3 separate regions of the Homo sapiens genome follow, and all the other regions are linked to region 2. Evidence: chromatin contacts called from ENCODE Hi-C data. All regions are on one chromosome and are shown on one strand. Each heading gives the region's core, a stretch centred on a gene start or an enhancer-like site at or near the end of the contact. The rest is flanking DNA. Distances are from core to core; before and after follow the strand shown. Region 1 holds the start of WDR91 (WD repeat domain 91). Region 2 holds the start of EXOC4 (exocyst complex component 4). Region 3 holds the start of LINC03060 (long intergenic non-protein coding RNA 3060).

Region 1 (3,887 bases), core at 175-2,674, 2.0 Mb after region 2:
CATTTTGGGAGGCTGAGGTGGATGGATCACCTGAGGTCAGGAGTTCGAGACCAGCCTTGCCAACATGGTGAAACCCCGACTCTACTAAAAATACAAAAATTAGCTGGACGTGGTGGCACGCGCCTGTAATCCCAGCTACTCGGGAGGCTGAGGCAGGAGAATCGCTTGAACCCAGAAGGCAGAGGTTGCAGTGAGCTGAGATCGTGCCACTGCACTCCAGCCTAAGCGACAGAGTGAGACTTTCTGTCAAAAAAGAAAAAAAAATGGCAGTGTTGCTTAACTGTAGTTTCAGTTACCTCACATTTTTAAAAAAGGGGGTGGGGTGAAGAAGAGCTATGAGACAATCTCCACAATTCCCAGATCCCAAGGATCATGAGGAGGTGCATGGACTGACTCCTTCAAGTCATCAAAGTTCCACGAAGCCGTGGTAGCTGCTCAGAGTGTCAGCCAAGGAAGTCACCTTCTTGTGAGGAGCAATTACAGCAGAGTACAGAATCTGGAAAAGGGTTTGGATATCAATACCAATCCAATGCCCCTAGTTTATAGATCAGGCCACTGAAGCCCAGAGGGGTGAAATGATTTGCTTTTGCCACTAAGTAGCCACTAACTTTGGCCAGGCAGGAAACCAGATCTCCTAACTCCCCTCCAGTGCTCTTGCTGTTAGCTCACTGCCTCTCATTGAAGTCAGTACACACAAACATACAAATCACACACATATACATTCCAAGAACCTCGCAATGGAAAATCATTTTAGAGCAGGGGAAGTTTGGGTTTCTCTAATGTGCCATGAGGTCTTCCACAACTGCAGAAGCAAAATTGCCGATGAGTCCCTGACGAGGCCATTTTAAACAAACACCGCAGATACTTGAACGCAGCTAACGTTTTGGACTGCAGACTTCTTTGCTTCCACTGCCACTGGAAGCCAACACGAATATCTGTTGCCAAAACGCAACCATCTACCTAACCTCGGCTCCTAAAACCTCATCGCCATCCTGGCCAAGGAGGCTGGAGTGGAGACAGAACCCTAGACCAGGAGCCGGGGCATCGGGGCTCCAGCCTCGGCGATGCTCCTGACTCGGGGGGCGGCTTCAGGCAGGTCCTGTCCGTCTGAGGGTCTCAGTTCCTCATCCGTCAAGCTGGGGTCGGACGCGCTGAGGTCTCCGGCGCCCCGGCGCGAGTGACAGCGCCGCTCTCGCCCCGGAGGCAGTGCTGGGGGGAAGCCCGCTCCCCGGCTCCCTCGGGCCGCCTCTGCCCGCGCCGCTCCCGCCGGCCTCTCACCCGGAACCCCTTCTCCTTGTCCGCCTTGATCTCGGCGTCCAGCTGCCGCAGTGTGTGCGTGAACCCGCGGAAGAGCAGGTACTCCCGGACCAGCTCGTCAGTGCGCTCCACGGCCTCCGCCATCGCAGCGCTAGCGTCTTTAGGGGTGGTGCGGTGAGGGACGGAGGGGCGGGGCCTGGGAGAAATGGGGCGGGGCCGGACGCGGGCGCCGAGCACGTCACGCCGCGACAGGCCTACCAGCCCGCACGCACTGGGCGACCAGCCTGAGGCCCCGCCCCTCGGCCGGCTCCCCGCCCGAGGCCCCGCCCCTGAGCCAGCCCCAGCCCGCCTGGCCGCTCGAGTCACCCTTACCCCTCCCGAGGAGTGGCGAGGGGAGGTCCTGGCGGCGCCGGCGGCGGCTTTGTCTGAATTACTGAAAGTGGCGGCTGCCACCCACGTCAAACAAGACTGGATCTTAAGAACATCCCAGGTAGTCCCGAGGCGGGCAGGGGGTGCGGCGCCCTGTTGGTTGGCGTTACATCGCAGAGCTCCCGGTCCCCTGCCCTCCTCCTACACGGAGGAAGCTGGAGCCCTAAGAGCAGAGTGACCTGCGTGAAGCCACAACACGCGTGTCCTCAGAGAGCGCTAACTCCCCCAAATCTCTGCTTTCATTAGTAAGACGAATTGGCTACACAGCAAGATAACCAAGATGCACTGCTAGGATAGGCAAATTTCATAGCAGTGTATGTACGCTATAGTCCTGGTTTCTTGTGAAAAAAAAATTAGGTATGTATGTGTGTACATTTTTTAAATTCAGGAAGATTATACACCAAGTTCCTATGCAGTCGGGTCTCTGCATCCTCGGGTTCCGCATTCACGGATTCAACCAACGAGGATTGAAAATATTTTTTCCAAAGTTTTAAAAATAAAAAATAGCCGGGCGCAGTGGCTCACACTTGTAATCCTAACATTTTGGGAGGCCAGGGTAGGCGGATCTCTTGGCCCCAGGAGTTGGAGACCAGCCTGGACAACATGACGAAACCACATCTCCACAAAAAAAAAAAAAAAAAAAAAATGCGGAGCGCAGTGGCTCACGCCTGCAATCCCAGCACTTTGGGAGGCCGAGGTGGGCGGATCACCTGAGGTCGGGAGTTTGAGACCAGCCTGACCAACATGGAGAAACCCCGTCTCTACTAAAAATACAAGATTAGCCGGGCGTTGTGGCGCATGCCTGTAATCCCAGCTACTCGGGAGGCTGAAGCAGGAGAATCGCTTGAACCCAGAAGGTGGAGGTTGCAGTGAGCCGAAATCGCGCCATTGCATACCAGCCTGGGCAACAAGAGCGAAACTCTGTCTCAAAAAAAAAAAAAAAAAAAAATTAGCCGGGCGTGGTGGTGCTGCCTGTGGTCCCAGCTACTTGGGAGGCTGAGGCAGGAGGATCACTTGAGCCCAGGAGGTCGAGGCTGCAGTGAGCTGTGATTGTACCACTGCACTCCAGCCTGGGTGACAGAGCAGGACACCGTCTCAGTTTAAAAAAGAATACAATTTTTAAAAACACAAATTAAATATAGCATAACAACAATTTACATAACATGTACAATGTATTCAGTATTATAAGCAATGTAGAGATTATTTAAAGTATACAGGAGGAAGTGTATAGGTTAGATGCAAATACTAGGCCTTTTTACATCAGGGCATCCATGGATTTTGGTCTTCTAGGGAGGGTCCTAAAACCAACCCCCTGCAGATACCAAGTGACAATTGGAGTGGTTTTATCTGAGAGGTGAGACTATGAAGGACTTCTTGTTTTTTACTTTCTTTTTATTGTTGAAGTTTTTACAAGGTGCACGTATTTTTGTAAGTAGGAAAATAGCCAATATCTTTGAGACTTGCTTCTGCAGAATGGTGACAATAGGCCGGGCGCGGTGGCTCACGCCTGTAATCCCAGCACTTTGGGAGGCGGAGGCAGGCGGATCACAAGGTCAGGAGATCGAGACCATCCTGGCTAACACGGTGAAATCCCGTCTCTACTAAAAATACAAAAAATTAGCCGGGCGTGGTGGCGGGCGCCTGTAGTCCCAGCTACTCGGGGGGGCTGAGGCAGGAGAATGGCGTAAGCCCGGGAGGCGGAGCTTGCAGTGAGCCGAGATCGCGCCACTTCACTCCAGCCTGGTCGACAGAGCGAGACTCCGTCTCAAAAAAAAAAAAATGGTGACAATAACACCCACCTTGCACAGTAGTAATGAAGATTTAATAAGACAGTGTATGTAAAACGCTTAGCACAGTGAATGGCCTATTGGTAAAATGCATGGAGTGTTCCCTTCTCCTTCCCTCGAATGGTATGACTTTTCGTGTTTGTCAAAATACAACTCAGAATCATTGCTGCCCCTCTGCTCAGACCCTCCACTCCTACTCTATGGAAATTCAGCTCCAAAAGGGCTCTGATCTACACTAGAGAAAGCCAAAAAGATAGCACAGGGCAAGCCACAGCAGGACGAGACAGACCTTGTTCTGCCCTCTTTGTTTGCCCTACCTGTCTCCACAAGTGTACCCTCCAGGCAGCTAAACTTGCCTCAAGGGCAGGAAAGGAGAGTCACCACTGTGACTACTGGGAGACCAACTCCTACTTT
Region 2 (3,870 bases), core at 403-2,902:
CCTCTCCCTTTCTCTATGAATTATTTAATTTTATAGCCCAGTTTTTGTACTTATACCATAAAAATCTTTTTTTTTTTTTTTTTTTTGAGACAGAGTTTCCCTCTGTTGCCCAGGCTGGCGTGCAGTGTGCAGTGGAACGATCTTGGCTCACTGCAGCCTCCGCCTTCTAGGTTCAAGCAATTCTCATGCCTCAGCCTCCCAAGCAGCTGGGATTACAGGCACACACCACCACGGTCCGGCTAACTTTTGCATTTTTAGTAGAGACGGAGTTTCACCATGTTGGCCAGGCTTGTCTTAAACTCCTGGCCTCAAGTGGTCTGCTCGGCTCTGCCTCTCAAAAAGTGTTGGGATTACAGGTGTGAGCCATCACACTTGGCCCAAAAATCTTATTTTCTTTAAAAGCCATTAAAATTATGATTTCCAGAAGCTATATGTTATTTCCTCATTTGAATGTTACATAATTTATTTAATTCTTCTGTGTTATTTAAAAAATGTCAATACTCTATATTTCTTTAGGAACAAAGTCCCTAGAACTGGAATTATTGGGCCAAAGGTTATGAATACTTTTAAGTTATCGTGTGTGTGTGTGTGTGTGTGTTATCTTCAACTAATTTTTAAAAATGTGAACTTCTACCAGCTCGATGTCTATTTAATAAAAGTAATTGATGTGTTCTGAGCTTGCTGCTCACAACTCCATGACCTCTGAGTTAGTTTGCTTTCTATTCCTTTAAGTTCTTCAATCTTTATTGCTACTGAGCAGGCCACCTCCTTCCTTACTTTTAAATTATTATTATTCTTGTTCCTCAGTCTAACCACTTTCCACGCACATTCTGGTCTTTTTTGTTTTGTTTTGTTCATTTGGTCTTATGAATTAATGACTAAGCCAACGGAACCAAATGCAGGAAATACTAAAAACTTACCGGTAAAAGTATTAACACAAATGTGCATTACTACTAAGTATTTCATTTAGCTTGAAAAAAAAAAAAAAGGAATCTGCAGTGTGGTCTGTTTGTTTTTAGCTTATACTGTCTTTTCTTCATCAATATTCATTTATTCCTGTACGTGTGGTTTTAGAACTATCTGGAAATATAGGAACATTGGGAAAAATTGAACTCCACATAAACCTAATGTAGAAACATTAGTTTTACAGAATACTAAAGAAAAGCATTTCTGCTTATATTCATTTTCGTATTTTATTGGATTTTTTAAAAAATCACTTGCACTTAAGGCAAAAACTTCGCACATAGACATCCGGCAGAGAACCCCTCTTTCATTTAAATACAAACCCTAACACATTTTGGCATCATCAGATAAATTTGATTTAAAGCCTGACAAAATTCTAAAAGCAAGGAAACTGAAAAAAGCTGGAAGTCAGAATAAAGATAAATGAAGACACTCATTACAAGACTTAGGAAGTTGCAGCTGGTTTAGCTTTCCTGCGCGCCCAGGAGACGGAGAAGGAAAACTACGACTCCCAGAGTGCTTAGAGAGAACACGCGCGTCGTGGCCTCAAAACTTGCTCCCTTAGTCCCGCCTCCTCACTTCAGTGATTGGATTTTCCACTTCCGCGCCTCTGGAATTCTCTTCACCCATTGGTGGAGACTCCTGCGGGGTCAAATACAGAATTTACGCACCCTTGGCTTCCTTGGAGCCTAGCGGCTCTCCCCGCGTCCAAGATGGCGGCAGAAGCAGCTGGTGGGAAATACAGAAGCACAGTCAGCAAAAGCAAAGACCCCTCGGGGCTGCTCATCTCTGTGATCAGGTGAGGGAGGCAGGAGGCAGGGTCTGGGGACTGGGGGCAGCGGCTCGACCTCCGCTTTGGAAGGGAGAAGGGTTAGCTGGGTCCCACCCTGCTCTCCCCTTTCCTCCTTGCCTCCCGCAGCCCCTCCCCAGGGCTCTAACCCCTCCCCAGGGCCCCAGCAATTCCCCCTCCACCTTTTTTTTCTGGGGTTAGCTATAGAGAGAGGAGCCCCGCCTCAGTCTTTTCTTTAGGGGCAGCACCTTCTATTACAGTCTCGGGACCCCAAAGCACGCTATTTGGGTTTGGTAGAGAAAACCAGGTGTAAAGGTGTGTTTATTGATTCCTAAAATGCTTGTTTATTGTTTGCCTGTAGCAGCACTCACTGAGAAAGGCGTCTTGTTTCCTGGACTTTGGGGTGTAAGGCCTTGGAGTCCGGAGATTCCTGTCACGAGTTGCAGATTTGTGTTTTCACACTCTGGATACTTTCAACCACCTGTGCGTGGCCACAGCCACAAATACAAGAATCTGCAGTGAGCTGGTAGGAGGACTGGGTTTGAAGGCACACATCGGTTTTCAATTTTTTGCCCTGCCTCCGCATTCTGGTCCATTCCTTAAAAAACAGAACCAAACCAATTTCAAATTATCCTCCATGCACTGCCCCTCTGCACCTCCCAGAAGATTAGGGTGGGGGTGGAGTGGGAGCGGTGGATCTTTTAGGAGCTTTTTTTTAAAAAAGCGAAATATATTGAGGATGGGGGAACCCTTTCAAGAATCTTGGATATGATGCAGGTACTGACTAAAACCAATCTAAATAAAATTTATTATGGCACGTTTTTTACGTTGTTGGCATTTGAATTTCAACTCGTTTATTTTTCATAAACAAACACTCTATTTTTCCCCACCTATACTAAACTTTTGTTTGAGTTCTTGCAAGTTTTCTGGAATGTATTGATCATCTTTTCAAAACCCAGGGCCCAACATTATCTGGTAGGTACTAAGCACTTCAATGAATGCATGTATCAAACCATTAGAACAGCTTACCACTCACTGACAAAGACACATCTTATGGGTCTTATTTAGGAGGCTTTAAGATTATGGCCTATTAAATCATTACTTTAATTTTCTTTTGGGCTTAAGAGAAAAACATCTCTGTGTGGAAATGCTTAATATACTTGGTAGGCCATACAGAGGAAGTGCTGTTGTATTGTGAATCTATAGGCCCACATTCTCGCTGTGACAATACGCAGGTAGTGTAGATGTATCTCATGATACTAAAATTCCAATAAGAATGTTTGTTGTTTCCCATCTGAATTTCCTGTGGAATTAGAATACCAGGACATTATTTGGATCCTTTTTTGAACTTGTTTGTTTTTTCTACCTTATAGTCAACATTTATTTAAACAATAGGTATTTAGTGCCAGTTGACAGTATGGCGTCTGGCACGTATTACATATTGAATAATATTTGTTGACTTAATGAGTAAATGCCCTGAGTTTTGCAAAGATGAAGCAGGCACAGTGTTACCCTTGAGGAGAGTATAGTTTACCTGGGGGATAAAACATGTCAGTAAAAATGATGACATAAGACTACGAGAGAGACATGAAATGTTATGGAAATCCAGGAGGAGTGGCTGTTTCTAATGAAAGTGAAATGTGTCATCTCATCTGTGTACTTTTGATTCTCCAGGCTGTTCCCATTTCTTTTATGCTATTTGTATTTTCCTCAGGGCCAGTTGAATTTACTCTAAATGTCATATTTTTGAAAACAGCATGAAAGCCAACCTAAAGCTTTTTTTACTAATGCTAATTCAGAACATACATTGCCTTTGCTTGACCATTCCTTAATATTCTCCAGGAGGAACCCCCTACTGCTTGATGGCTAAGATTTTGTGGTTATCCATCCATCTCTTATGCCAGTTTATTAATATATGACCTTCATTTTATCACTGTGATTTAGGCCTAGGTATTTTTTACTTTGATCTCTGTTGTGCATTATATTGCTTTTCTTTTCTTTTCTTTTCTTTTTTTTTGAGACAGAGTCTTGCTCTGTCCCCAGGCTGGAGTGCAGTGGCGCGATCTCGGCTCACTGCAACCTCCGCCTCCCAGGTTCAAGTGATTCTTCTGCTTCAG
Region 3 (4,082 bases), core at 1,037-3,536, 1.2 Mb after region 2:
TAGAGGTTGTAGCTAAAAGAAAAAGGCTAATATCTGGAGACAGCATCACTTACAACTCAAGAGTTATAAAGGGATATTGCAACTGTTCTATGGAAACTTTCCAGATTTCTCCCCCCCTTCTGGAGAATTTATTTCAAATACCTGGATCTAGACATCTAGAATAAAAGCAGTTTCTGCCATGTACAGTGCTGGAGATAAGGGCTGATGTTTTGTATTTCAGCTGTGATTTTCCTGGATTCCAGTCGGATCATGAAATTTCCTAACAAAGACACACGAGAGACAGTGGGTCAGAGCACACAGTTAGCAGCCAGTGTGCTTGGATTTGCTACCAGCTCAGCCTCTTTCTAGCTGTGTGATTGGGGCACGTTTTCCTCATTTTTAAAGTGAGGACAATAATAGAACCAACCTCAGAGGGCTGTTGTAAGACAATGTCTGTCCATAGCAAGTGATACACTAGTATTCGTTATTTTATTATATGCTATAATTATTTCATTTGAAGCTGATATATTTCATATTAGTTATTTTTTTCTGGTTGGATTTTAGGAGACAATCTAGTTTTATCAGTAGCATATTTACAGATAGGGTGTTTCTATGTTGATTCTTGTAAATTACATTGGCATTTTCTTATCTAATTCTTCAGTTTCCAGAATACCTGATATTTGAGAGGGGTGGCCATATGTTCCAGTTTACTCTTGTTATGCTAGTATCACTCTATCTATACTCAAATGTCCCTGTTTGGAAGAGAAATCCTGTGGTCCTCCTATTTGGAGAAGTGCAACCCTCTTACAGGGGGTCACTGTTACATTATATGGGCTGGGTCAGGAGGTGCAAAGCTGGCATAAAATCAAGGATAGTGTGTTTTCTTTTCATCATTTTTCATGCCAGGATCCCCTTGGCAAGCTGCGGAAGCTTTTGGAGCCCTTCTAAGAAAAATGTTTTTAAGTACATAAAATTAAACACACAAGATTACCAAGGAATTCTTTAGTTTTGAAAGACTGCTATCACAATATTTTTAAAAACCAAATTTGTAATATGATAATATATAGGCTTTTTATTAACGACTAAATAACAGGTCTAGTGACAGGTTTAATAACTCTGGTAATTTCAAAGTAGTGATGCACATAGATGACATCGTGAGATATTCCTAGTAACAGTAATGGGATATAGCAAGAGCTGTGACTTTCTATTTGTGACAAAGTTACAGGCCCCACTTCTGTTCTCTATATTCACGATAGAATGTAATATTTTCCATGTCCATGTTCACAGACCTCTCGGATTCAATCCAGACCTCTTGTGGGTGCCAGTTTAAGAACTGCTGCATGGGCCATGCACGGTGGCTCACACCTGTAATCCCAGCACTTTGGGAGGCCAAGGCGGGCAGATGGCTTGAGGTCAGGAGTTCAAGACCAGCCTGGCCAACATGGCGAAACCCCATCTCTACTAAAAATACAAAAATTAGCCGGGTGTGGTGGCAGGTGCCTATAATCCCAGCTACTCAGAAGGCTGAGGCAAGAGAATCGCTTGAACCTGGGAAGCGGAGGTGGCAGTGAGCCGATATAGCGCCACTGCACTCCAGGCTGGGCGACAGAGTGAGACTCTATCTCAAAAAATAAATAAATAAGAAAAGAACTGCTGCACAAGAGTGAATGTTTGAAGCAAGCAGGAGGGAGGCGAATTGCCCAAAGATCAGGAAGAAAAGAAAGAGGCTGGGATGGTCATAGATCTGCCGAGGAGCACAAGAAGTGAAGAGGAAAAATGACACGGAAGATGCCAGAATGTGGACTGATGGAAGTAAAAGGGCAGGAATGGTCTGACAGATGTCTCTGTTGACAGAGGATACCCCACCCAGAATACAGCCCGTCAGAAACGGGAATGTTCACAGTGGCCCAGAGCGCGGACTTTGAAGCCTGACACACCTAGGCGTGAACCCCCGCCCTGCTGCGTTTATCAGCACGTATTTTGCACAAGTCATTTAACTGCTGTGTCTTAGTTTGTCTTCTGTTTAGTGGGGATAATAATACATCCCTTACAAAATTGCTTTGAGCAGCAGTCTCCAACATTTTTGGCACCGGGAACTGGTTTTGTGGAAAACAATTTTTCCACAGACCTGGCGGTGGGGAGGTGGTTTCGGGATATTATTATTACATTTTAATACATAATGAGATAATTATACAACTCACCATAATGTAGAATCAGTGGGAGCCCTGAGCTTGTTTTCCTGCAACTAGACGGTCCCATCTGGGAGTGATGGGAGACAGTGATAGGTCATCAGGCGTTAGATTCTCATAAGGAGCGCGCAGCCTAGATCCCTCGCATGCGCAGTTCACAGTAGGGTTCATGCTCCTATGAGACGCTAATGCCGCTGCTGACCCGACAGGAAGCGGAGCTCAGGCGGTAATGCGAGAGGGGAGTGGCTGTAAAAACAGATGAAGCTCTGCTCGCTCGCCCATCGCACGCCTCCTGCTGTGCGGCCCCGTTCCTAACAGGCCATGGACTGGTACCGGTCTGTGGCCCCGGGAGTTGGGGACCCCTGGCTTTGAGGATTAAATGAGACAGTGTATGTAAAGGGCTTTTTACTGCACCTATTGGATTGTACCACTTCCATCAATAGCTCTGGCAACAGTATCATTGTCGTCGCTGTTACTAGGAAGGTCCACTTCCCAGCAGTAAGCAGGGCCTCCCACCAGGGATTACCAAAAATCATTGTTGACCATTTGTGGCCAGAAGGGGGAAGCATACACCACACTATAAGCTCAGGAGGCTAAGGACGGGGAGTGGCGAGTGTGGATGGGGACTTCCTTTTGCTCACACAGGCTGAACTCGATGACCGAGGCTTCCTTCGCCCCCTTTGCTTGGCCATGGTGCTCGGAAGCCTACCGGTCCTTGCTGTAGGACCAAGCGCACCCAGACTGCCTAGGCACTGTCAGGGATGTTCTGGTGAGGAAGGCAGGCCAGGGACCCGGCAGAGACCAGCTGGTGTATATCCCATTCTAGCCAAGCAGCATTTGAATCACATACATCGAGAGGGCAGGTGCTGGGGTCAGGGAAGAATTCTACCACACAGTAGTTGGAGCTACGTACTTCCTTCAACTCTTCATGTTATCTAACTTTTCACCTGCTTTCTTTTTGGTAGGAATATCATCTGCCCTCCACACAGTCCCAGGAACGAACAGGCTTTACACATGCTGTGCCCAACTTAGAAACATCTAACCTAGAATGGCCTGTTCTGTCCTCCCTCACCCCACCATGAAGAAATTATTGCCCAGCCTGGGCCACATTGTGAGACTCTACATTAAGAAAAAAAAAAGCCAGGTATGGTTGTGCACACTTGTAGTCCCAGCTACTTGGGAAGCTTACTGGGAGGATTGCTTGAGCTGGGGAAGTTGAGGCTGCAGTGAGCCATGATCGCATCACTGCACTCAAGTCTGGGTGACAGAGCAAGACCCTGTCTCAAAAAAAAAAAAAAAAAAAAAAGAGGAAGAAGAAGAAGAAATTATTGCCGTATTTCTCCCTGTACAGAAAATTATGCAAAGTTTTTCACCTAGAGCTACCCATACACACATAGAAAGAAATCTCCTCTACTTTCGTGGCAGAAAAATAACAAGTTGTAAGGACCAAGATCTTATCGTACTATCCTTTTGCAACCCTTCTGCAGGGACATCCAAGAAATAAGATGCAACTAAATAGGATGGTAGGAACATCGTACATGAAACATCATATATAAAGCTGTTTCTAAGGGAAAATGCTACCCTCTTCCAAGAAGCTACCCCATGACTAATTTGCAAATCTGCACCTTGGGGAATAGAACAACTTCATTGATTTATTTATTTTTGAGACAAAGTCTTGTCTCCCAGGCTGGAGTGCAATGGTGCAATCTTGGCTCACGGCAATCTCCGCCTTCCGAGTTCAAGCAATTCTCCTGCCTCAGCCTCCCGAGTGGCTGGGATTACAAGTGCCCACCACCACTCCTGGCTAATTTTGTGTTTTTAATAGAGACTAGGCTTCACCATGTTGGCCAGGCTGGTTTCAAACTCCTGACCTCAGGTGATCTGCCCTCCTTGTCCTCCCAAAATGCTGAGATT

What was found. A loop is a pair of places that touch in the nucleus more often than their neighbours do. Pooled maps may share reads with other maps.
Region 1: a map of CD8-positive, alpha-beta T cell shows a loop between it and region 2 (34-fold over the local background). The contact joins the promoter of WDR91 here to the promoter of EXOC4 in region 2. A Hi-C loop is called at or near these places in 3 of 168 maps with a recorded cell type or tissue (CD8-positive, alpha-beta T cell and naive thymus-derived CD4-positive, alpha-beta T cell) and 8 of 50 pooled maps.
Region 3: a pooled map shows a loop between it and region 2 (7-fold over the local background). The contact joins the promoter of LINC03060 here to the promoter of EXOC4 in region 2. A Hi-C loop is called at or near these places in 6 of 50 pooled maps.

Annotation. Positions count from the first base shown.
Region 1 is chr7:135,210,102-135,213,988 of GRCh38, forward strand. It overlaps WDR91 (WD repeat domain 91), which reads right to left and starts at 1,425. Exons shown (of 15, transcript NM_014149.4): 1 at 1,279-1,425. The coding sequence starts at 1,401. RefSeq lists a silencer at 1,128-1,667.
Region 2 is chr7:133,251,426-133,255,295 of GRCh38, forward strand. It overlaps EXOC4 (exocyst complex component 4), which reads left to right and starts at 1,653. Exons shown (of 18, transcript NM_021807.4): 1 at 1,653-1,762. The coding sequence starts at 1,677. RefSeq lists enhancers at 1,420-1,469, 1,680-1,739.
Region 3 is chr7:134,430,134-134,434,215 of GRCh38, forward strand. LINC03060 (long intergenic non-protein coding RNA 3060) reads right to left here and starts at 2,287. Exons shown (of 3, transcript NR_183392.1): 1 at 2,181-2,287.